Linked DNA regions of Mus musculus: region 1 is linked to region 2. The links are chromatin loops, found by intact Hi-C in ENCODE. Cell type or tissue: gastrocnemius. All regions are shown on one strand. Each heading gives the region's core, and the rest is flanking DNA. Links, peaks and the distances in the headings are about the cores only. Region 1 holds the start of H3c6 (H3 clustered histone 6). Region 2 has its middle 6.7 kb from the start of H1f2.

Evidence for each region. A loop is a pair of places that touch in the nucleus more often than their neighbours do. Peaks named below come from ENCODE experiments on the same cell type or tissue, not always from the same donor. Only the 100,000 strongest peaks of a DNase experiment are listed, where the experiment ranks them.
Region 1: it touches region 2 in a loop (2.4-fold over the local background); 7 of 42 quality-filtered maps call a loop at or near these places.

The regions. Positions count from the first base shown.
Region 1 is chr13:23,558,382-23,571,042 of GRCm38, forward strand. It overlaps H3c6 (H3 clustered histone 6), which reads right to left and starts at 4,004. Exons shown (of 1, transcript NM_178205.3): 1 at 3,094-4,004. The coding sequence starts at 3,984. The coding sequence ends at 3,574. It overlaps H2ac8 (H2A clustered histone 8), which reads right to left. Exons shown (of 1, transcript NM_178187.4): 1 at 12,282-12,661. The coding sequence ends at 12,335. In gastrocnemius, for the core only: a CTCF peak has its summit at 4,944; DNase peaks (open chromatin) are centred at 4,036, 4,472 and 4,726; H3K4me3 peaks cover 1,859 bases; H3K27ac peaks cover 2,108 bases.
Region 2 is chr13:23,725,820-23,738,480 of GRCm38, forward strand. It overlaps the pseudogene Gm11338. Among named protein-coding and RNA genes, the nearest start is that of H1f2, 6.7 kb to the right of the region's middle. RefSeq lists an enhancer at 3,337-3,445. In gastrocnemius, for the core only: a CTCF peak has its summit at 6,861 (motif pointing left); a DNase peak (open chromatin) is centred at 6,866; H3K27ac peaks cover 1,457 bases.

The DNA of each region.
Region 1 (12,661 bases), core at 1,439-9,438, 170 kb before region 2:
CATTGGTTATTTAAATACTTTATTCTTCAGTAATAAAACACTGATAGTGTCATAATTTTAGGTGTACTGCATAGTCTTTATTCTAAGACCACATTTAAACTTCACACTGTAGGAAGGAATATCCATACATGCACTGCTCATGATTTGTTTAGTTACCTGAAGTCTGTTATCACATGACTGACTGGCTCAGGTGGAATGCTTCAGGCCTTTGGTATTTTTTAATCCTTCTGCAACAGAGGCAAGATAATACTGGAAAAGCACCAACATCATAAATATCAGAAAAAAATATTTGATATCTGATCAGAGGGGCAGCACTAAACTTGTAAAGACTGACTGCTGACTCAATTTCTCCACCCTGGACAACCAGATAGGTTGGATAGATGGAGGACCAGTCTCTAGAAAGCTACAGGACTTGCTGCTTTTTCACATCATTGTGACATCACAAACACAGGTTCAAGAGTCAATTTCTAGAAAAACAAAAAAATAAAAAACAAAAAAAACCAAAAAAACCCAAACCAACAAAAAGATGCTATTTTAAATTTTCTGCATGCGAGAGACAGAGCTGCTTAAATCATGTGCCACTGTGAACACTGTGTAGATTTATGATTATAGGAGATGCGTATGATTTACCTTTGGTCTACTGTGTGGAGAAATGCAGCCAGATTTGTTAACATTTCTTCTTTGCCTCTGTGCTACATCTCTCTCCTGAGTATGGACAGAACTCTTTAAGTGGTAATGCTTCATTTTGATCAACTTTTGGATAAGGGAGGTCTGTGGAATTTTTAAAATCATCATCATAACTAGGACTGCAAGACTTAAGGAGGCTGGTGAAGATGAATGTTTTAATAGTTGTTGCTTTGGGAAAAATAGCGAGGTCTGGTTTTCTTTGGGGATGAGTTTTTAAACCTTGCTTTGGGAGGAGGTGGAGAAAGGAGAGCGTTGAAGGTAAGAACTTTTATTTCTGAAACTTCCTCTAAGACTTAGGTCATTATATTAATTTGAAGTTTGAAATTATTTTGAGGCAGGGTCTCATTATGTATTTGGGATGGATATAGATGTAACTCCTGATATAGAACATGTTGGCTTTTTACTAATAGAGATCCACCTGCCTTTGTTTACCAGTCTTGGGATTAAAGGCCTCATTTTGAATTTTGAGACAGATACTTCTCACTTATTTCATGATAGACTCAAACTTGATATATAGCCAAGGATAATCTTCAATTTCTGGTCCTTTTCCCTCAATTTCCCAAGTTTTGGGATTACAGACTTTTGCTACCTTGCAAATATTCTGAGAGTTGAATTTTGGGGGTTTAAAATAATTTTTATACTTGTAATTCTGAAATGACTACACAACATTCTGTGTCTCTCAGTCTATGTCACATGGATTGTCATCTTTTAGTATCAGAGTGTATGCACTACGTGTGTGCATGTGCTGATGAACAGTCTAGGTATCGCCATTATTTTTCATAAATTTCAATGTGGGAGAAAATACTTAAAGTTGGAAGTACCATGTTAGTTTTTTTTTTTTCCAAATGAGAATTTCAGCTTGCAGAGTGAACGTCTGAACTTTTTAAAAAAAGATTTATTTATTTACTTTATGCATATGAATACACTGTAGCTGTCTTCAGATATACCAGGGATGGCATCGGACCACACTACCAATGGTTGTAAGCCACTATGTGGTTGTGGGGAATTGCACTTGATCTCTGCAACAGTAGTCAGTGATCTTAACCCCTGAGCCATCTCTCTAGCAGGAGAGCCTGAACTTTTACAGGTATATTTTTACATTACATGTTGGAAATAAAGTAATAAAGTATTATCAATTAAAAAAATAACTGAATTGTGTAGTATAAGAGATACTCCAAAGTGCTTTTGTTATGAGTTGTATTGGGTTTTAAGAAGGTACATATATATTACAAGATTCACCTGTGATCTTAATTGAATTATTTGATGATTCATTCTAAAAGCATTTGAGAGCACCAACTATTACTTTTATTGGTTGTGAAAATTTGCATTAGATTTAGAAGCAATTGAACTCTGGCATCATCCTTGATAGGGTCGGCTTCTGATTCCACCACTGAGTCCATACTTAGTGTATGGAAAATAAAAGGAGGGAGGTATCAGGGTTTTTTTAAATTACATTAGGGGGAAATCCACCTTCTCTTTGCCAGAAAAATGAAATTGTGTTCAAACTTTGGCCTTAGTTAGACACATGGCATTCTAATTTTACCTAAAATTTAGAACACTTTTTATTCATCACTTTGCTAGACGACTCCTCCAGCCTCCACTCTCCACCTCCCAAGCCACAAAAAAAAAAAAAAAAGCTCATTATACTGAAGATGTTAAAGACTTAGGAAAAATAATTATTATGACCTTAATAGAATATGGGATAATATATGTTTCCCCTCCAGACAGAGTCACACTGTGCAGTCCTGACTTGACCTGAACTTTGTACCTAGACGGTGCCTGACCCTCTGCTGGCCAAGGGCTTGGGGTGGGATCTCAGTAGGGTGGAAGAGTGGATTAAACTCATGTACGACTGTCTTTTTCCCCCTCTATATCATTATTGGTCACAGACCAGAATCACAAACCTGTTTGAATTTGATACTCCAGGATTGTTTTCTCTGAATTCCCTCCACTCCTTTTACAGCTGCTTGCCAATGCCAGTGGCTGAACCTGCTTTCTGAGACACTAATTAAAAGGGCAGGGCTATTTTCTTCCTAGTATCAATTGCTTCCTCTGATATCAGTTAAGATTTACAAACTCTACTATCTATTTTTAATTATTATTTCCTTGTTAAACTCTAAAAAAATGGTTGAACTTTCTTGAGTCTTTTTATAGATTTTTTTTTCCTTTTTCTTTTTTTAAGCAAGGATTTTGCTATGTAACTTGCTACAATAGGTTGGTTAGCTCAGAGATCTGTCTCCCAGATGTTGGGATTATAGGTGTAAAACACCGCACCCTACTGAATTCTTTAAAACCAGGAAATCAACGGTAGTTTAATCTTTATGTTAAACCGTCCAATACTATTAAACTCGGCTAGGTAGCAGCACTGGCTTGTAATACCATCTCAGTGGTATACTCAATTAAATGATAAACTGAGCCAGGCACAGACCTTTTTAATCCCAGATAAGGAAAACGGAAACCATAGACAAGGAGAATCGTGCTTTAAAAACAAAACTAACCAAAATAAGGTAAAAATAATTGAAATGCCAACAATGTAACAAGTTTGAATGGTGAAACAAAGTAAAACGTTAACTCTGTTGGACTTTTACTGTGTGGATTGTAACACAATCCCAAACTGAAGTGCGTACCTGTTTCTGGCTTAAAATGGCTACCCCAACTCTAGTTGAAAGCATACAAGATGAAATGATATCCTGAAAGCCTTGTTTCCAAAAACAGGCAGCTCAGACTGCTTCGTCGGGTGGTGCTCATCATTGTCAAGAAAGGCTATATATAATAGGAAACCCTGGAACACTCTACAAACTTGTACTACAGCATCTTTGGTGGATAATGGAGGTGGCTCTTAAAAGAGCCGTTTTGGTTTACGTGCCAGTGTAGAAGGCGTGCCTATTAAGCCCGCTCGCCGCGGATACGGCGGGCCAGCTGGATGTCCTTGGGCATGATGGTGACACGCTTGGCGTGGATGGCGCACAGGTTGGTGTCCTCAAACAGACCCACGAGGTAGGCCTCGCTCGCCTCCTGCAGAGCCATGACGGCCGAGCTCTGGAAGCGCAGGTCGGTCTTGAAGTCCTGCGCGATCTCGCGCACCAGGCGCTGGAACGGCAGCTTGCGGATCAGCAGCTCGGTCGACTTCTGGTAGCGCCGGATTTCGCGCAGCGCCACGGTGCCGGGACGGTAGCGGTGAGGCTTCTTCACGCCGCCGGTGGCCGGGGCGCTCTTGCGGGCGGCCTTGGTGGCCAGCTGCTTGCGCGGAGCCTTGCCGCCGGTGGACTTGCGAGCGGTCTGCTTAGTACGAGCCATTGCAGAGGAGGAGAAACGGGAGCAGAGGGCTCGGGCTGCTGCTATTTATGCTGGAAATGCGTCGCTCTGATTGGATTCTGGCCAGCAGCACTCAGGCGTCATTCGGAATTTGCGGAAGTGCATCTGGGGATTGACGATTGGCCGATTCCTGTAGTACGATTTTTGATTGGTAAATAACCAATGGTAATTCCGTCCCCTTAAATAATCAGGTTCTAACTGCTGTTTGGTAAGCCCGGAGACATTTCACAGACGAACGTTACTCGTGTCATCTTCCGGTTGTGAACCTGACTTACTATACACAAAGCATGTTCCCAGAACAAAGTGCTCTAAAATTCTAGTTTAACCATTTTCCTGCCTCTGCCATTATCTATATATGTATGTATATGTATACATATATATATATACACACACACTCATGCACATATTTACACACACACACACACACACACACACACACACACACACACACACACACACACACACATGGAAATTGCTAATGCAGTTTATCTGGCGGCCACTACCTGCCAGGAGCTTTGCTAATTTCTACCTCCAGTTTCCCGGAACCATGCTCCACCTACGAAGCCTTTCCTTGTTTATTATTTTCCTCGGGTTAGTTAGTGTCACGTAAAGGACAAGTGTAGTTTTTAATGTGTTTAAAATGTAAGTTAAATTTCTTTCCAGAGACCAGCACGATCTCTTTGTTTTGTGTTGGAGCAGAGCGAGAAACTACCCGAAAACTCAAGAAAGATGGCGTCGCGGTGTTTCTGAAGATCCTTTGTGTTGACTTGCGGTTCATCTGTGGAGACCTGACGGTCCGAGATAAATAATACTTTGTTCTTGCCCACATGCTAGAACCTTTCTTATTTTCAGGCACAGATGAGTCAGCTTATTTTCAAATTACAGTATGGTCGGTTAATAGCAAGTATAAAACGAATCCACAGGGTACAAAAGTCACCTAGTGGTGGTCAAGCAATCTACACTATCCCTAGTCATTTCTTTTGTCCACAAGGTTTTAGAAATTTGGTCCAATCAGAGTTTAGATCGGTAACTCCTCGTTTGCATAATCCTGCAGTGAAAAATAATGTTGGGAAGAATCCCAATATTTTCCCTTTCATTTTACTAATCTGAAAACAGGAACATGTTGAGATAGGGGATGGGCACCAGATATTTTGAGATGCTCTTAAATAGTTTTCTGTCACAATCTTGTATAAAAAATACACAGGGGAAGTGGAAGAATGAATGCATCATGACCCAATTTCCCAGTTTTCCAACTCTGTTCACTGTGACGATGATTCTCAAGAGAAGACATATATCAATAAATAGCGCATGATTGAGGAGCCCTCATAAGTCAAGACCCGCAGAAGACCTAACTGGACACTTGGGAAGATTCAGTTTGGATTAGGTCATAGTGCTTTTTATGTATACTCCATACAGCCTGTAGTAAATGTTTTCCCTTGATAAATGGGATGCAATTTCTGCAGGTTCAATGTGGGGGATTGTTTTCTGCTTGGAAGCAGGACAAGACAGGGCAAGTGAATGTGACTTTCTGACAGCTGCTGTTTGTTTTTTGTTTTGTTCTTTTTCCTTTTTAAAAATGATGTGTATGGGTTTTACCAGCATGTGTATACATTGCAGCACATGACTTGGAGGCCAGAGGAGGGCCTCAGACCCATCGGGACTGGAGATGGTTGTTTTGGGAACTGAACCCATCTGGAAGGGTAGTAAGTATGTGATCTTAAGGACCTTCTCATCTCCATAGCCCGAACAGCTTTTAGCTTTTAAGTATTTAAATGTAGCTCTAAAAATTATGTCCAAATTTTCTATTTGGACCTTTTACCAGGTCAGATCTAGTGAATTTCAGCAGACAACTGCACCCAAAGCACTCACATGCTATATAGGCTACTATCCAGGTTCTCAGCAAGTTAGAAATTCCCAAGTATAGATAGCTCCTTTGCATACCATACTGAAAATGAAGAACACGGGCAGACTTGACAGGGGAGGTCTCCCGAAGCAAACAGCCTTTACCCAGGACTCCCAGGGTCAAACCTCAATGGCCTGAGTGGGTGGGTGGGCATGTTCTTGCTCATTTTTTCTTTTTATTTAAGCAAATTTAACTTTACATGTGTGGGTGTTTTGGTTATATGTATGTTTACTGGTCATATCCAGTGCTGGGTAGAGGCCTAAAGAAGGTGTAAAATTCCCTGGAATAGACAGCTGTTAGCCACGGTGTCATTGATGGGAATTTAACCTAGGTCCTCTGGAAGAACAGCCAGTGTCCTTGGTTGGTGAGCCTTCTGTTCAGCTCCTGGCATGCTTCAGTCTTTTTTTTTTTTTTTTTTTTTTGGTTCTTGTCCAACCAGCACTGAAGCTATTGTTGCCATCAAGTTAATATGTATCTTGAACATTCACATTGCTTAACGTTTGTAGTCAAGTTACATGTTGGTGTGTGTTTGAAATGCATACCAGAAATCCATGTGTGCCTCTCAGGCAGTGCTCTTAAATATACTTGTTATATCAGTTTTCCTGGAAAAGGAAAGTGGAGCCTGAATATTTATTTGTTTATTAAGACAAGAGATGTGGCAGCAAGGGCAACCATTAACATTTATATTCTTCAAATATGAAATTTCAGCAAGATGGGCATTTTCTGGAATTTTGGAATCACATCCCTTTCCAAAGTGTATTTCCCTCAGGAAGTACAAAGCTGATTCTTTTGAGCAGGATTTTACCTTATCCCTGATGGCCTCTGCAGTTACATTTCCTTGTGTATTCGAGGATGTCCTTTATTTCCTCTTTGGCCTTCTGTGTGGTAAGATTGAAGCCCAACTGAAGTGGAAATTTCTGGTTTCTTTGGAAACTCAGCTGTGTCATGTGATTTTTTTCTGAAAGTTTCTTGTGAGAGGATGTTTTGTTGAAGCAGACATGTGAGAGGGCATGTCTTAGTGCCTACTGCTGTGAACACCATGGCCAAGGCAAGTCTTTAAAGGACAACATTTAATTGGGACTGGTTTACAGGTTTAGAGGTTCAGCCCATTACTGTAAGATGGGAGCAAGGTCTACATTGAGGCAGACATAGTCAGGCAGAGCTGAGAGTTCTACATCTTTATCTGAAGGCTGATAGCTGAATACTGGCTTCCAGGTAGCTAGGGTGAGAGTGTTAAAGCCCACACCCACAGTGACACACCTACTCCAACAGGGCCACACCTTCTAAAAGTGGCACTCTGTGACCCAAGCATACAGTATAAAGCATCACCGGGCATGTGAAATTTTGCTGGATTAGATGCTTGAGATGATGAGTGATGTTTGGAAAGAGTATAAGTGGACCCCTACAAATATTGAAAGAATGCTTTTGTAGTATGAAGCCATGCAATGCTTTGCTCGTCTTTGCTGGTCTGTCTTTGCTGGTCTTTGTTCATCTTCACTTCATAGAGTGGATCTGACAAAGAACTTCTCAAAGTATTCTGGCTGATTCTTGCTGCTTCAGTTGACTCATGCCAATTTTGCAGAGCCTTGAGGTTTCTGCTGGTTGGTGCTGGTGTTTGCTATTGGACTGGCCTACTGGTATCCTGACAATGAAGAGTAGAATCTTCCCAAAGAACTACTTCTAGATTGGTCCACAGATCTCTTTTCCTATTAACCGCTTTTCTCCCCAACCTCTAGTCACTGGGCTAGAAAGGAGGTTGACCCTAATTAAAGTAGATTTAGAGAAAATTCTAAGCCTATATCCAAGCCATTACTAGCTTTTAGATTTAATTTTCCTTTTGAAATTGTGTGTTCGTGTGTGTGTGTGTGTGTGTGTGTGTGTGTGTGTGTGTGTAATTGCATGTGAAATCTAGAAGAAACTATCAGGTCCATTGTCACTGGTAGTTTTGAGCTGGCTGATGTAGATACTAGGGTTCAAACTCTGATCATTTGCAAGAATAGTATATGTTCTTAACTGCTGATCCATCTTTTCAGCGTCCTAAAACTGATTCTTTAAGCAATTGCTGTCACCATGTCTTTAAGTTCTGTTGGACTGAAGAAATAAGTGTACAAGGCCACACTTATTTCATGACTAGAGCAAAAACCACAACACAATTTAACTTTGAGAAACTTGTCAAAGAGCAAGAAACACAGAGGTGGGAAAGTCAGAGTTAATTAGCTTGGAGTCTGTTAAGAATGAATATCAAAATTATCTAGGGTTTGATGAGTTGGTGAAGTAGATGCCTAGGAGTTACACTAGATTTATGAGATTCTCAGAGAAATAGAAACCAAAGCTTTTCTTCCCCAGGTACTTCTTTGCGTGTGTCTCTACACAGACTCGGCAATTTTACATTTAAAGGCTGGAACTGAACATGGCAGAAATGTGAAGGAAGTGGGGTTGCCTGGAAGACTGTGAAGTTCCAGGTACATATATGAACACCGACCTGACACTAGTGCCACATACTTTGACCCCCCGGCCCACTAAATTATGATTATAGGAAGATTCAGGCACTTTGTTACTGGGTTTTTTTTTTTTTTCCTTTAATTCTCCTTACTAAAGATATACAGTTTGGACAAAATACATTAAAACTGGGAAGCAGGGAAAACTCTGTTGTACACATGAGAAGGCTAAGGCTACAATAGGATTATAAAGAAATATAGCTCTTTATTTAGGTCTTTACTATTGATACAATCAAACATTGGATTAATTTTTACCTGGAGCATTTTAATTGTGTAGTGATACAAGTTATTAGTGGTTAGTGGAGCAGACAGCACTCCAAAGATCAGAGCTGGCATAGTGGCTCCTCAGGTTCATACCTGAGGATCTCAGGTTAACCCCATGGAAGCCATGTGGTAGAGGAAGAGAGTGGAGTCTGGCACACTGTCCTACTACCATCACATTCCCACTAGCTTTTATGCTTGGGAATACACACTAAATACAGACACAAAAAAGTAACAACAAAAACTAAGAACTTCAAAGATTATTTGTTATGGGCAATGCTTTTGTTTCAGTCTAGGTTAGCAACATTTTATCCTTGTTTAAAAAGCTAGATACAGCGTTTCAGTTTCTGAAATGGTTTAAGAACTTTATAGCTTTTACCCTCTTTATTGATATGATGTAGAAGAAGCTCAAAGTGATAGAATTGATGCTGAAAGGATTTCCTAACAGATTGCTTAGGAGAGAGACCTTAAGCAACACAAAGTAGAATTTAGCTAAGGGAGTACTGCCTCCAAAATTCCCCAGAGATAAGCAGTTTGCTAATCAGGCCTATTAGAGATAAGCAAAATTTAGGATACTAGAACACTAACGTTTGCTTACCAACATTGATCCCCAATTAGGTTTTATTTCCATAACAAAAGAAATTTACAACCTGCCATTATGCTTATCCCTCTATTAAAGAACTTACTTCTAAGGGGCAGCCCTAGGGGCAGTGCAGAATCACATCCACCATTAAGCCCTGTTCTGCTATTAAGTCTCCTGTGCTTTTATCAGGAAAAGCATAATTCTGTCATGTGGGCAAGATGGACCTGGATAGCAACTATTCAAAAAGAACAATACTGGTGTACTTAAGAAGTAATTCTGACAATATATTTGCTATAAACCTTCCTGCTACTCAAGTGCCCAGACTTGTGGTTTCCTTTCTCTTTTTACATTGTTCACAGTGTAGCTTGAGACTGGGATCTGAAAGCTATCTAAGGTTGACAGTGTATGTGGAATGCATGAGTCTAAAGTACATATAAGTTAGGAAACTCTTTTACTTATTGTCAGCATCATAAGCGGTAGCTGGACAAAGGATATATATATATATGAGGGCCTCCTCCCCTTTAATACTCTAAATGTGCAGAGTGATTTGTCACTGGAAAGGCATATTAATACGAATTTGAGAACAAATTTAGTAAATGTACTCCTTGACTCCTACTTTTAAAATCAATTTTAAAGTTGCCTATGAATTTACTCTACAGGCCTAGAAATGATGAATATATGATATAGTCAAGATTAAAACATGAATAAAAATTAGTAAATAATTTTTGTAGATGGTGACCATGAGTGAAGTTAAGGCACATTTTCATCCTGAGAGTGGTTCATAGGTCATCTTAGTAATGCTCTAATATTTGCTCTGTCGTTTGAGGATTGGACAGTCTTTGATCAACTATGTTGATAGTGTTCAATAAGAGGGGTATATGAGGATCAGGAAGGTAAAGCTGAGGGGCCTATCTTCTTAGTCTACCTTAATTTTACCCAATTAAAATCATGAGTTAAAGAAGTATGCCATTGACTTGAATGATCCCAAAGAGGTGGCTATGATAGATGGTTCTGGTCTTTTCAGGTTGCTTAGCTCTGAAAATTAAACATTAGCCCTCCACCCCAACTCCTATGTTACACGTTCAGTGTTTGCCCGAGGGAAGTAGAAAATGCAGATTCTTCATCTGCGGACAACAAGAAAGGGAGCTCTGGACATCATGGAGGAGCTCAAACTTCTGTTGAAAAATATTTGAATTTTGGGATTGAGGCCATCATGGGATGTGCATCCTTTCGTTGTAATATTTAAGTTTAGTCTAAAAGGTTTGCTGATAGTCTTCAGAAATATTTTAGGGGCTCATGGTTTTAGTTTTTTGTTAAGTCCCCCACCCCCAGTTGGTGCTTTGAGATTCTCACTTGAAAGAGCCTGGCAATTGACACTTTGTTTCATTTCAAAGCACAATTACCATTTCCCATAGAAAAAGTAATGAAAAGATTGCAATACAGCTAGGCCACAGGTTAGTAATTATTTCTGATAAATATTTGCTTGTTTGACCACTTTTTCAACTAGCCCCTGCTAATTATACAGATTCTTGATAATCTATATTCTTTTGAGCCATGTAGGACTTCCTAGTGATTTTCTCAGTGAGGAATTACATACTACAAACATGTCTATTATGTACTTGGAACTTAATTATTTGCATTTCATACCCCATAACTATCAGTAAGTAAAGTAAGTAAAGGCACAGTTTTCATTTTCGTTTTCTTTGAAAGAAGGTGGTCCTTTACTGTGTAGTCTACTGAGACCTACCTGCTGGACTGGAATTTGATTACAAATTGATTTGTATTGCCTTTTCTAGACATTACCACAATGATTGTAGTTATAAAGGTTTCTTCGAACTAAACCTCCTATTATCCAATGCTCCCTTTTATTGTCAATACATAGAAATGATTCCAGTCACACTTCTTGTACTGTCAATGTATTTAACTCTCAACAGGACAAAGTGATTCTTGTTTATATTCCCAGAACAAAGTAGGGTAAAATAGGGGGATTGCTATGAATTTGAAGTTAATCATGGATATAAGGTCAGCCAGGTCTGCAGTGACATTGTCAGTGGATAAGCAAATGGATGAATAGGCTGTAGAGATGGCTCAGCAGTGAAGAATATTTGTTGCTTCTCCAGAGGACATGAATTGGAATCCAGTACTCATTTCTGCCTATCAAATCACATCAGCAGATAACTCTACACCGGGAGATGTGAGACTTTTCAAGTCTGTGAGAACACCAACTGCATGTGGCAAAATACACCCTTTAACATAAGTTAAAAAAAAATAACTTGAAATATGCACATTAATGCAAGCAATGAGTATTAAGTAGTAGTTGAACAGTACTTTGCCATCTCAGACTTCATTTTTTAGTACTTCTACTTTTTAAGTTCCAGTCTTTGAACTGCTCAACTTTCACAAATAATGAAATAGAATTAATCAAGATTGAATAATTAAAACAAATCAAGTTCACTTTAGTTTTAATGAATACTGGCTTTGAGTCTTTTTTTTTTTTTTTTCTGAAGCCAAAAGCCCTTTAGCCTGCATTGGCTGGGCATAGTGGTCAAGCCTTTAATCCTACCAAAAGGAAGGTAGAGGCAGGATCTCTGTGAGATTGAAGCCAGTTTGAACAACTTAATGAGTTCCAAGACAGCCGGAGCTACTAGTTAAGACGCTGCCTAGAAAATAAAACCCAAAATCAAAAGCAACCCTCCATGTCATTAGCAGGGCTTTACCTACCCTATTGTGTCAGAACGTTATGTGCACAGTAACATGTGCAGAACATTTTAACCATGTTGCCAAATAATTACAATTCTGTTGTTTCATGGAAATTGATACTCTTGGCATAAAAGTAACTTCACGGTCATTTTGCTCATATGCACACATGTCCTAGTGGGCAATCTTATGAATCTGAAAAAAATTGACCCATTTATTGGAGAAGCTGGGGGACAATTGACAGGTTGAATTTTCTTATGCCATTGAATACAAATCGGAAATTTTAGTCCTAAATCCACTTAAGGCTTATAGTATTTCAGCACTTTACTGAATTAAGTGAATGGCTCTGAAAAGAGCCTTTGTTTTTTTTACGAGATTAGAAGAAAGATCTTATTTCCCCTTGGCCTTGTGGTGGCTCTCGGTCTTCTTGGGCAGCAGCACGGCCTGGATGTTGGGCAGGACGCCGCCCTGCGCGATGGTCACGCGGCCCAGCAGCTTGTTGAGCTCCTCGTCGTTGCGGATGGCCAGCTGCAGGTGGCGCGGGATGATGCGCGTCTTCTTGTTGTCGCGGGCCGCGTTGCCCGCCAGCTCCAGGATCTCGGCCGTCAGGTACTCCAGCACGGCCGCCAGGTACACCGGGGCGCCGGCGCCCACGCGCTCCGAGTAGTTGCCTTTGCGGAGCAGCCGGTGCACGCGGCCCACGGGAAACTGCAGGCC
Region 2 (12,661 bases), core at 2,405-10,404:
CAGAACCTTTGTAAAATATAAGGCACTAATGTTCCAAAATGGTTTTTCTTCTGTTCATTGACAATAGAAAATGGATTTGGGATCACTGTCAGGATGTCTCTCTCACACACACACTTGCTGATTTCTTTCAGACCTCAGACACAACTCTCCCTCCTCCCCAAAGCAGATATTTCTTGTGATCTGGAATATTTCTGCACTCCAACCCCTTCCCTCTGACCCACTTACACAAGGCAAGGCCTTCTCCTCTGATCCCACCTCCTCCTCCCCCTTTACCTTCTCCCGATCTTCTTCAGAGACACTGGCCCTATCATGGTTACAGGCTAAGCCTGTACACATGGACATGAAAACAAAAGGGGGTGGGGGTTGGTAAAGAGTTCAGGGCTTTTGTTTATCACTCTGTGCTATTTATTATACAGTTTATAAGGGAGTGAAGGCACCTTGCAGAAGAGCAAGTAATAGCTACTGTGAAAACAAGGCTGCCTAAGAGATTTATCAGCCTCAAGCCTGGAGGGTCTTGGAAGTGCTGTTGCAATTCTGGGGCTCTGAGCACCCACTGTGCACTCTCATTTATGTCAGTTCCAATGCATATATGTTGCTGGGATCAGAGTCCAGGCAGCAGCTCCATCTTGGAGAGGCAAACCAGGCATAGTACTTTCCCCATAGAAAATATGAAAAAAGTTATGACGTGGAAGAATGGGTATTTCGTTCTTTGTTACAGCCATATGGGGATATGGGGCAGAACACGCAGCCCTGTTCTGAGAGTTACTGACGTGAGCTTTAACTTTAAATAGGGGGAGAATTGGGCAGGAGATAAGCCTTTGTCACACTGTGGCCTAGTAGGTCACTATCTCAAATCTGGTTTTACAGAGCCTCAGAAGTTATGCCCACTATAAAGTGACTACCTGTGTGTAGGAGGTCAACTTCGGTTTTTGGCATCAGTGTCTTAGTCACTATTCTATTGCTGTGAAGAGACTACATGGCCTGTTTTCCTTACTCACTGGGCACCTGCAGGCCAAGGGAAAAGTCAGAGCCTTTCAGTACAACTACTAAGTTCGTGTTATATGCATAGATCTGGAGACCCCTCCCTCCTCCACAACCCAAGCTTCTGGGATCGCTGAAGTAAAATCAGTTTGCATGCAGTCAGTTGCATTATAAACCAACTGAAAACTATGAAGCTCACTAAGGCTCCTTTGTAAAGCAAAAAAGAAACAACAGTTACTTCATAGGATATTTAAAAGTAGACTTCAATATTTCCTATTTAATATAATGAATACATTTAATAATATTTAAATATTCATAGATATTTAAAACTAGAAAAGCTGTTGTAAAACGATATGGTGTAGGGATCTTGATTGGGTCCATTTTCTCTTCCAGTTATATTTAGAATTAAAAAGCAAACAAAAGTCTTTGAGTGTAAGAGCAGAGACTTCTCAAACACTGCAGAGAGCAGCAGAATCAGCTGTTGAAGAAAAGCAGTCACTGAGGGTGAGGAAAGAAACACACATGAAGTTGACATAGAGCAAAAGACCCTCTACAAACCAAACGGTCCAATCCTCCCTACACTCCCCCGCCCCCCCCCCCCCCAACGCCCTAGTCTACCTAGCTCAAGGAAAGGTAGGGTGGTTGATTCGCCCATAACTACTGTATAACTTTCCCTGATCAGTCCTCAAACTTCTTGAGCTAAACCATCAGAAAAGGCTTACCGGAGAGAGAAAAAGGCCTGCCAAGTTATTGTTGTTTAGCTACTATGCGTTTGTCTCAGGTCAGGAGGGTGAGGAAGAAGCTGTCGTCTTGGAAATTTGCTACCTTTATTACCTAGCTATGACCACTCTCCCTATCTGTCTGAATATCAGGGGATCTGTCTAACTCCTACTCTCTCGAAATAATATACGAAGCCATCAGCACAGTGCCTGGTACTCCAATTCATGGCAACTCTGGGTCGCTATGACTATATACCCTGCTATGCTCCCACTGCTTCAATCAAATACTTATCCTTATTTCTTCTTCTAGAATTGGAGATTAAACCCAGTGGCCATGAATGTGTTAGGCAACTACTCCACAACTGAGCCAGTCCTCTAGGCTATTTCTTAATTTTGATTTTGACAAGGGTCTTGCTAAGTTGCCCAGACAGGCTTTGAAATTGAAACTCTACTTCCCTAGTCTCTTGAAGAGCAGGAATGACAGGGAGGCCTGTGTCCCTGGGCCTGGCTTATGGTATTGTTTATAAGAGATTGTCTGCTTTCCATTAGGAAATAATCCCACTTCTTGGCCCTGGCGTTCCCCTGTACTGAGGCATATAAAGTTTGCATGACCAATGGGCCTCTCTTTCCACTGATGGCTGATTAGGCCATCTTCTGATTCATATGCAGCTAGAGACACGAGCTCCAGGAGGGTATTGGTTAGTTCATATTGTTGTTCCACCTATAGGACTTCAGATCCCTTCAGCTCCTTGGATACTTTCTCTTTGGAGAAATAAATATAACCAGTCTTGAAATGCAACCCAAGATGCTATACAGGAAGTTAGCCTTCCTGCAAAACAGCTGTTTGAAGAAGCAAAATGACTCTTTCGCTGAAGTGAGGTTCTTCTCCCTATATTAACTTGTCCCTCTAAAAACATTTGAGTCATATATGGTGACTAACACCTGCAGTCCCAACATTTGAGAAGCTGAAGTTTGAAGCCGTCTTGAATGAAATAATTCTAGGTCAGCTATGGCTACAAAACGCGATGCCGCACTTCCTGCTGGGAAGCGCCATGGTCTACTTCCAAGCCTGGCATTGAGAAGCCCTCAGTTGCATTGTGTTTGATTTCACAGGGTGGAAAAGGCTAGCCTTGATAAAAGGGAGTGTTCCGCGGCAGGGGTGGGAACATGGGAAGTGGTGAGGGCTAAAGTAGATAAGGAAAAGACTGCTTCTCAAGTCCAGCAGCTGCTACACAACAAATTCGCGGTCATTTTGGGAGACTCCATCCAAAGAGCGGTGTAAAAGGACCTGGTGCTTTGCTCCAGAAGCACACACTGCTCACAGCTTCCCAGTTAAAAGCCAAGATGAGAGAAGCTTGGCTGCCATGCTAGTATTGGGTGGGGGCTGACTCTGGCCTGAAAAGGACCACCTACCTGGCATGGATCTGACCGTCGGCGTGTGGGTGGGTGGGCAGGGGGAGCTGAGCTTTGCACAGGATCAGCTGGTGGCTGGGGGCCAGCTGGGAGAGCGGCGCAATGGGAAATAGTATTGCCAGGTCCGCCAGTTCTGCTCTGGTTCTGACCACTACTTTGTGTGCTTCTACTTCCTCACTCGTGTTACTCCGAGTACCTTGAGGACTTCTTGGAGGAGCTGTGATATGGACCTTCCCCTGACCTAGTGATCATCAACTCCTGACTTTGGGATCTCTCCAGATATGGCCGCTGCTCAATAGAGAGCTTCAGAGAGAACTTGGAACGAGCGTTTGTACGAATGGACCATGTTTTGCCAGACTCTTGTTTGCTGGTGTGGAACTTGGCAATATCTTTTGGGGAAACTTGTCACTGGAGGTTTCTTTCTGCCAGGCTCCAGCCCTTGGCCGTCTCTCTGCTACAGGATGTGGTTGAGAGGAACTTCTACAAAGCTACACTAGCAGGGAACTACTGTTTCGTTGTCCTAGATCTCCAATTCCGTTTCCAGCATTGTTGTACACCACCGTCATCGAGATTGTGTCCATTGGGACCAGCATGCACACCGCCACCTCTCACACTTACTTCTGACCCACTGGGCTGTGGAGCCACCTAAACATGGCCATCTCCCAGACCTGTGGGTTGAGGTCTGGCCAGAGATGGATCATTCATTCCAGGGAAGCCATTAAACAGCCCCCAGACTTCAGAGAGAAGCTGGCCTTGCCCCTGCTCCCATCTTTTCATTTGCCTTCCCTCATGTCTTCCTTACCCACTTTAGCCCTCACCACCTCCCATGTTCCCACCCCTGCCCCGGAATACCCCCTTTTATCAAGGCCAGCCCTTTCCACCCTGTGAAATCAAATACAATGTAATGGAGGGCTTCTCAATGCCAGGATATGGCCCTGGAATGGACTTTGTGCCTGGTCTCCTGCCACCATCAATCTCTGGCCCTGTCTCCCATGCTCAACACCGGGGCCCAGTGGTCCACTGAAGCAAGCCATGTTGTGTTCTGAACAACCTCTACCATGTACCATGGATCGGGGACCCATGCAGGCATCGACTTAGACATTCAGACAGACTGATCCACACATATAAACAGGACAGACGGGGGCATGCCCATTTGGGAACATGGCCTGGATAGGCAGGATCTTAGGTTGGGTCTAGAGATGGCAATGATGCTGGAGCATCTGCCTGATAACCTAGCAGTTGGGCCGGGATGTTCTTGTCCATTGCTGATATCAATAAAAGCATTGAAGGACAAAAAAAAAAAAAAAAAAAAAAAAAAAAAAAAAAAGAAAAAGAAAAAAGAAAAAAGAGAGAGAGAGAAAGTATGAAGACATCCTGAATGAATTAAATAATTCTAGGCCAGCTTTAGCTATAAAATGAATCTCTCTCTCTCTCTCTCTCTCATATACACACACACACAAAAGGAAAAAAGAAAAAAGAAAGAGAAAAGAGAGAAAGAAAGAGAAATAAATGGCTGTTGTAGTTTTCTTTCTGACAGGACGCTCAGTTTCAAAGACAAACAAACAACAAAAAGTAAAACAAATATTCACAATGGAACTTTTGATTCGGCCTCAGCTTCTTACCCTGTCACAGTTCTAGGTCATCAGTCTTGTCATCAAAACTCTCTGTATGTGGAAGGGCTTTAAAATCTGCTGAGTAATAGTTAGTGAATGATTAGCCAGCTGACGCTTTAGCCTGGAATTCCACGGACCGTCTGCCAGTACAAACACCCGCAATTGCAAAAGCCGACTGTGAGGAAAGAAGCAAGCTGCAGGTGACATGCTCTCTGTCTACACCTCAGTGGCTCTCCTGCCCCTGGACAGCTTCTGCAGGCGACCTGTTCTCTGTCTACACCTCAGCGGCTCTCCTGCCCCTGGACAGCTTCAAGCAGAACCCTTCTTGTTCAACTAACTCAGTGTCTGAAACTATTTAAAATGATTAGTTAGCAATGTGAGATGGGTGGGTTTTGTTTTTGCATGTGTTTTAAAAATTGTTTCTTATTAATTTATTCTTGTGTATTCTTAGCTGGCCTCCTGAATACTGAGATTTACAGGGATCATGCCTGAATGAATGTTGAATGTTCTTTTTTTCCTCTCCCCTCCACTAATGCTTTACATAATTTGTGTTGTTCCTTTCAGCAATGAGAAAATAGTCCTGGGGTGCCCGTTCAGTTGGACTTTCATATGATCATGCGTGAGTGCAGCCTGAGTCCCCTTGAGTTTATTGGGAGTATGACTAAGGGTGTGTGTTGGAATCAGGTGCTGGGCTAATCTTGAGCCCACTGTACAGTTATGAACCCTTTGTATCTCCATGATCGCCATATTTATTATCATGAGTACTGATAAAACTTAATTATGAACTTCATAATTTTCTCACTATAAGACAAAAGCTGCTCTTGCCTTATGATCACCAGCAGGGCTGGTCAGGGCCAAGACAAAGTTCTGGGTCCTTAAAGATACTACTGAGATGGAGCCAGGGTACACTACCAACAGGAACTTCAGTAGAAGTTGGAAGCAGAGTTAGAGTTTAACTAAAATATATTTCAACACATATTTACATACTGTTAGCAGATAGAGACACATAGGAAGATAGTTACACCAACTGTATATATAGGATTCTCAACAGAGTAGTGCTTAAGTGACTTTACAGTGGTCACATACATGACTTTAGTGACTGTAGTTAAGATGAGTGCTCAGGGACTTACATGACATCATAGGGCAACTCCTAATTTGTGTGCATAATTCAACACATTGGGTGGGATTATAGTTGATAAGGTAAAACCTTGGGGCACAAAGGCTACACAAGGGTTTTTTTTTTTTAACCTATAAATAAAGTTTATATTCTTTGTTAGATTCTAAGAGAGTTGCAGGTTCATAAACAGGCAAGGCCTATGGGAAGGCCATATGTATTCAAGTCTTGAGCATGGTTCATTGCTTACTTGAAAGAACTTGCTATAAAAGGAATATTGTCTCTACATAGGCAACCTTCACAGCAAATATTGCTAATTGAGCTGCAATTGTTGACTTTTAGCTCTCGGACTTCAACTAGACGCCCAGTGAGGGATTCCTTTGCTTTGTGTATCCCTTCAACTGCCTGTCTTTCTGTTTCCCCTGTTTTGCAGGGCAGTGCCTTGTTAGCCTATTTATTGTGGCCATTTTACTTAAAAGCAAACAAACAAACAAACAACCCCCCCCCAACAACTAAGAACTGATTTAATAACTTAAATCAAGGCTCTATCATTAAAATCTACCACCGTATAAAGTGACCATCGTTCCTGATCATCCTGCTGTGAGCTCTTTCTCACAGCCAGCATCACTTAACTCTTCTGAGGAGAGCTCAGTTCTCCAGTTCTTACAGGAGGACAGACTGCCTGGATTGCTCTGTCACTCCCTAAGCCCAGCGTTTGCGAGGCTTATTGTAGTTGCTGATGAACTCATTGTAGAGGGAATGAGCCAACATGGATTCTTCAGTCACTTAAGAGAAGAGTCCAGTTCACTTAATTTCTTCTTCTTATGTTCCCTGCCAGTGGACAGACTACATATCATGAATTTCCGGTTTTTTAATCATGATTATATGACAAACGGTGTTAATAACTTCTGAAAGGGATAGAAAAATATAAACATAGCCGAGGATTAATGCTTATCTAGGTCAAGAGAAATTTGAATGGCATTTAAGGTAGCAGTCTTGTTTTGGCCTGCCATCTAGTGTCTGCTAAGGCAAACAGCAGCACGTGTTGAAAATGGTTGTGATTCCTAGAAGATACAAATTTCACACATGTCATGTAGGGGTGAAAACCTATCTAAAACTAAATAGAGTGGTAAGTAGTTAATTGGTAGGGATGTGTTTTTGCTTTGTATACTTTATATATATGAAATTTGAAAGTCTTATGTTATTCAAGCTTGGTTCAATTGATGACCTATCTCATTATGTAGTCCAAATTGTTCTCCAACTTTGGAGAATCCTCTTGCTTTAGTCTCCAGAATCCTGGGATTACAGACATGAGCCATCACACTTACAACTAATTATTATCTATCTACCCATCTTTCTATCATCTATCATCTATGTTTCGAGAAAATCTCCATGTAAGTATTGGCTGGCCTGGACTCTCCATGTGGAACATGTTGGCCTAGAACTCACAGAGGTCTGGCTGTCTCTGTTTCCTGAGTGCTGCCATGAAAGGGGTGTGGCACCTCTCATGGCTTTAGTTGAAAACTTTATGCCTCCTCGAACTGTATGTTGTGCTAGAGGCATGAAATGCTAAGACTGCTGCTCTGTGCTGGGGAAGTCTGGGTTTGGGGTTTTCCTTTGCTGAAATGTTAAGGCTGGGTAGGATGCTTGCTATTCGCTGGGATGATCACGGTGCTGGAAAGGCCTCTTGACTAGTACTCACTAAGCTGTTTATGAGCCTTAAGGACACTCACATCAGCACAGTCAGGGATGGGCACTAGTTTGTACATAGGTGTTTATGTGCAGTATTCTAAACTAGTTTTTATTCTTTGTATGTTCATCTGAAATTTATTGTATATCATAAATATGTATGGATCCATAAATCCCACAACAACCTATAAAACATGTGGTTTATTATTATTGGCATCTTTCAAATGATGAGAGTAGCATGGGCACATTAATTAACTCATCCAAGGTTAAGCAGCTGGAAAACAGCAAAGCTGAATTTAACTCAGATAATCCATCTATGAGCCAGGGTAGACAGGCCCTTGAGTAATATACAACCCTGCTTTGTTTTGTAAAATAAGAAAGAAAACACAACTACTCTTATTAGCCATGCAAGTATATTTCATATATTTGACTGCTACAAATCTTAGGTCAGTTAACTTGATAAGAATTTGGTCACATTAGAAGTTCTGTGTAATATAAGAAGATTGAGATAATGTGGGAGTGCATGCAAGGTCGAAACATCATGGCCTTTCTTATGAATTAACCAGCCATAGCCTCTTGTCATCAAAAGTATGATCTGCCTGGAATGGAGGAAGCAGGGACAGAGGTGTTATGTGAGGGTCTTCACAAGCTTGCAAAGTGGACATGGAATGGGGTTCTGGGTGACTGTTGGGATAGACCCTTATGTGCAGAGTCATAGACTTGCATCATTTACTCATCTCCTGGTCCTCCAGCGCATAATCATATTTGTTTACACACACACACACACACACACACACACACACACACACACACACACACACACACAAACACACACAAACACACGCCACTCCTTCCCATCTGGGACGGCCCAGCAACATCTCCTCTTATTAGGGTAACACCCGGGTCCTTGGGCCTTTGTGATGCATCTGAGAAATACAAGTAATCCAAAAGTTGGAAACAGCTGGTTGGACTTGCTCTACTCTCATCCATCTGTCAGACTTGATCTATTCTCATCAATCTCTTCAAAGTAAGGAAGGGACAACCTTTCTCAGAATCATGCCCACAGCAGAGGGTTCTCACATCTTAAGGGTCTGGTGGGAATAACTGTTACATGAGCAGTGACTGAGTGAGCACACCCCAAACTTTGAAGGGGAACCCTCGCTACTAATCCTCACTATCATCAAAGTGTAAGTTGTTGCTCAGGAACTGGGCATCGTCCCCAGCACGTGAATGAAAGAAGTGGAAATAAAACCAAGCCTGTGTGCATCAAAGCTATGTCTCTAGATCACTGTCATCGCCAGTAAATTGTAATCTCCACCCACGCACAACCTTGCATGTTTTGGATCAGTGTGGTATGGTCTTTTGAATGAGCTGAAGCATAAGAACTTCCCATCTGATGTTATATATGGTTTCTTTGTATATGAGATAGAAATCTGTAGTGTAGCATATATACCTTACATATGAATAACATATAATTATAAATGCATTTAAGTTTGTATCTTAAAAGATTATTAAACAAATCAATTTAATACCTAGCTTCAATACCTCCTGCCTCCCTATCCCCTGGACTTAAGCAATTCTCTTATCTTACAATTTCACTGCTGCATCACTAATTACTTAAGGAAAAGGTTTAGCCCATACACTAGCCTCTTACCGTTCGTTGTCTTTCAGATTTTTGTTTTCCTGTGAGTTGTACTTTCCCTGTAATGCTTGTTTGTGTCTGTCCTAGCAGGCACCTGGCCTTGAGAGGAAATTCTCTCCTTGGATGGTTGTTGTTTATGTTCACTGCAGGTGTTCTGTGCTTAAATAAGTGCTAGGAGGCTGTCTGGTGCAGGGTGTCCACAGCAAGCGTGTGCTTAGGGATGACAAAATACTTTCTTAGCACATTTAGCTGTATATTTCCCACAAAACAACCATGTGTGAGATGATTCCTGGGCTCTCATCAAGGTAACTATCTAACTTACGTTTCCTTTTGTGCCTTCATTATAAGCTTAGACTGAGAAGGTATAAAAAGTGTATATTGTCATCATTGTCAATTTTGTATATTTGGAAGGCGAGCTTAAAGTTTTGAAAACATTTTAAAGTCTTTTGGAAATAAGTTGGGGGGGGGGGGTGTCGGGGGAGGTGTATCCCAGGACTCTGTTGGCAATTCCAAAGTGTCTGGGGACCATTTTGTACTGTGTCTCTTTTTTGCAATTTTCTATTTTCATTATGTCCCTCCTCTATGCTTTACTGTTATGGTGTATGTTGGTTTCCCCATTGCATTTGAGGGTGCACTGGGGCAGAAAGGTGCAAGAGATCTTGACCTTTCATGTACTCAGGTATCAACAGGGAAAACATTGTAGCAAAGGTTTGATCTTGTAATTGGTGGCCGTCTGTCTGGAGAGACTGAGAAAATAAGAGAAGCACTGCTCAAGGTTATTTGTAGAAATTATTTGTGAGACTGAGGTGAGACAACAGACTAAGAAGGCTCTAAACCTCCTGACATCACTTATATAGTTTTTACTTGTGCTGCCAACATTGTGTGTCTCACAATGGACCAGTTATCGTTTATCATTATGAGGAAGGAATTGGAAATAACGCGGTTGTGGCTTTTACCATCATCCCTTGGTGAGTTAGAAAAGCACAGGTTTCAATCGCTTCAAGTTGGAATCTATACTAACAACCTCAAAAAGCTTCTCCAGCTAACCCCTCTCTGGCATGTGAGAGGGAGGAAATGGAGAAGAAAAGGTGGAAGCCCATCCCTTAAACTTGTCCTAAATACTCTCACCCTCCTGTGAGTGTTTCTTGTTGTTAAACTTTTCTGCCTCTAGCTCTTCTGCACATTCTCTACATATTTAATTCTGCCCACCAGGGCCACACAGCCTGAAGACATGGCATGACAAAACCCTCATGCAATCTTCATCAAACAAACAAATGTACGAGATCACATGACATCATCATGTTTCATCAGTGTCCTCATTTCATTGGTAGCTATCCAGTGATACTGAGTCTAAAGGTCATATCTCCAATCTAACCTTTTGCTTGGAGCACATATGAATAGAAGTTTTCTTGCCCATGATCTTATTCAACTTACTTTAAAATTTCAGACTCCATCATTAAGTCTCAGGTTGCTTTCAAGTTCCACATTTTATAGTTTCCATTTTAGAGGGTGACATCTGAAGGTTCTGATTGGATGCCCTTAGGACAGTCTGACTAATAAGCTTCAGCATGTAATTTTTCGAACTATTAAAAAATATGACTCATATATAAATATTATATGTAGTAAGCTCATGTATATGTCAAAGAATGATGGAAGTCATTAGTGAGTAAGCAAGCTGGATGACTTTTTAGTTCAGTGAAGAATACAGGAAAATAAACTGTGCATTTACTCAGAGAAAGAATGAGAGCTGAATGAATCCTCAAAAATTAGAGATATAATTTATTATTGTACAATACAAACATAACTTTCAGGGTTATCTTTTCTATTGGAAGCAATGAATTTGCATCTACACCAGGCAAGCTTTATTAGTTAATTGCATTAAAGAGCTATGATTTGATTGATTCGGCTTGAAAGGCTATAAGTTAAAAAATTACAACAATCAAATGAACAAATCTAGGATTTTACAAATAATTTGACAATTTACAGTGACAGGAAAGTGAGCAAACTGGAGAGCTAGATCACACACAGCTATTTTCCTGGGGGAGATGGACAACTATCAGATGAGGAGGACATTCGTTCATTTCCCACGTAATCAGAGCAAGGTGACATGTTCTCATTTCTTTCATTGAAGCATATTGGTATGACGAAGGTGCTTGAGTTGTGTACTTTCAATAATGCCTTGCAATTCCCATTTCAAAGTCCACACAGGAAGGCAACTCTTAAAGTGGTTCTATTGCTAGCAATTAGTCCATCCCTAATCCCATTAGGCTGTTAATTCCCAGAGGACACAAGCCTAGGAGATGCTGCTTGCAAGTGCTAAACTAAGGTTATTACGTGAAACCACGCGGCCATTCTCAGTCTTATAAAATATGCTTTGTTTCACAAACATCCCTGAACTCAATTTGTATAACCTTGGGACTTTACCACGCTTTAGTGCTGACAAACTCATCACATGTTTTTATGTAGACATATACTTAAACAGAGATTTCTGATAAAATTAGGGGAACTTCCTTTGCCCCATGTATTAATTATACTAGCAGAGAGTTTATCTTGTATTTTCTCTAACAACAAAACCATGTTGTAGTTATTGAAATATGAAGCTGAAAACCTTAAGCTAACAAAGCAAAGTTGACTAGAATGCAGATTGCCATATTCCGAGGAACTGAGAAGAGATGACATACAGCTGTCCACTATAGATGACATGATAATTTGTACTTATCTTGTCTCTTATCTTATTGGTAAAATTGGTTACATTTTCTATTTCAAATATTTAGCTTGTTCAAATCTATGCCAAAGGTAACCTTTGGAAAGCCAGTAAGTTTACTGACATCTGCATCTCATAGTCTCCAAGTCTAGAAGGTCCTCCTGTACTAAGACAAACTATTTTCTAGATTAGAATTCCCGTGCACTGAAACTTATATCTGTATTGCTGCCAAATAAGCAACTAAATCCTCATCACTTTAAAAACAGATCTTTCAAAGACTCTAATTTGGCATTTGGGGGAGAGGAGGGCTCATATAGACTTTTAGGGTTCCTTTCCCTTCTTATTATCTTTATTCTTCAGAGCTAGACCCCTACCTTGCAAAACTCAGAGGGGAACCAGGAGCTTTAAAAATATAGCCCAAGGTCTCCCTTTATAGAAGTCAATGGGGTGCCCCGCCCCCACCAATGTAAAGCATTTTAAAGTCAGTGTCTTTAAATCAGATATTTAAGTCCTAACCCCCCCCACCACATTATACACCCCCAAGGCCTATGAACCCCCTCTCAATTTACCCCAAGTGTTTTATACTGGAAATCCCAGTCCTAGTCCATAGTTGTGGTGGGTCTGTAATCAGAAGTCACTAAGGACTTGTGTTACTTCCCTTGCGAAGAAACAGAATAATTGTGAAAATTTAGGCGGAAATCGTTTCATTTTTGTCCCTAAATTAAGGGAAGGATGTGCTCTATAATCCCTGAGAAAAAGAACTTTCAAGGGCAAAGGAGCGACCAG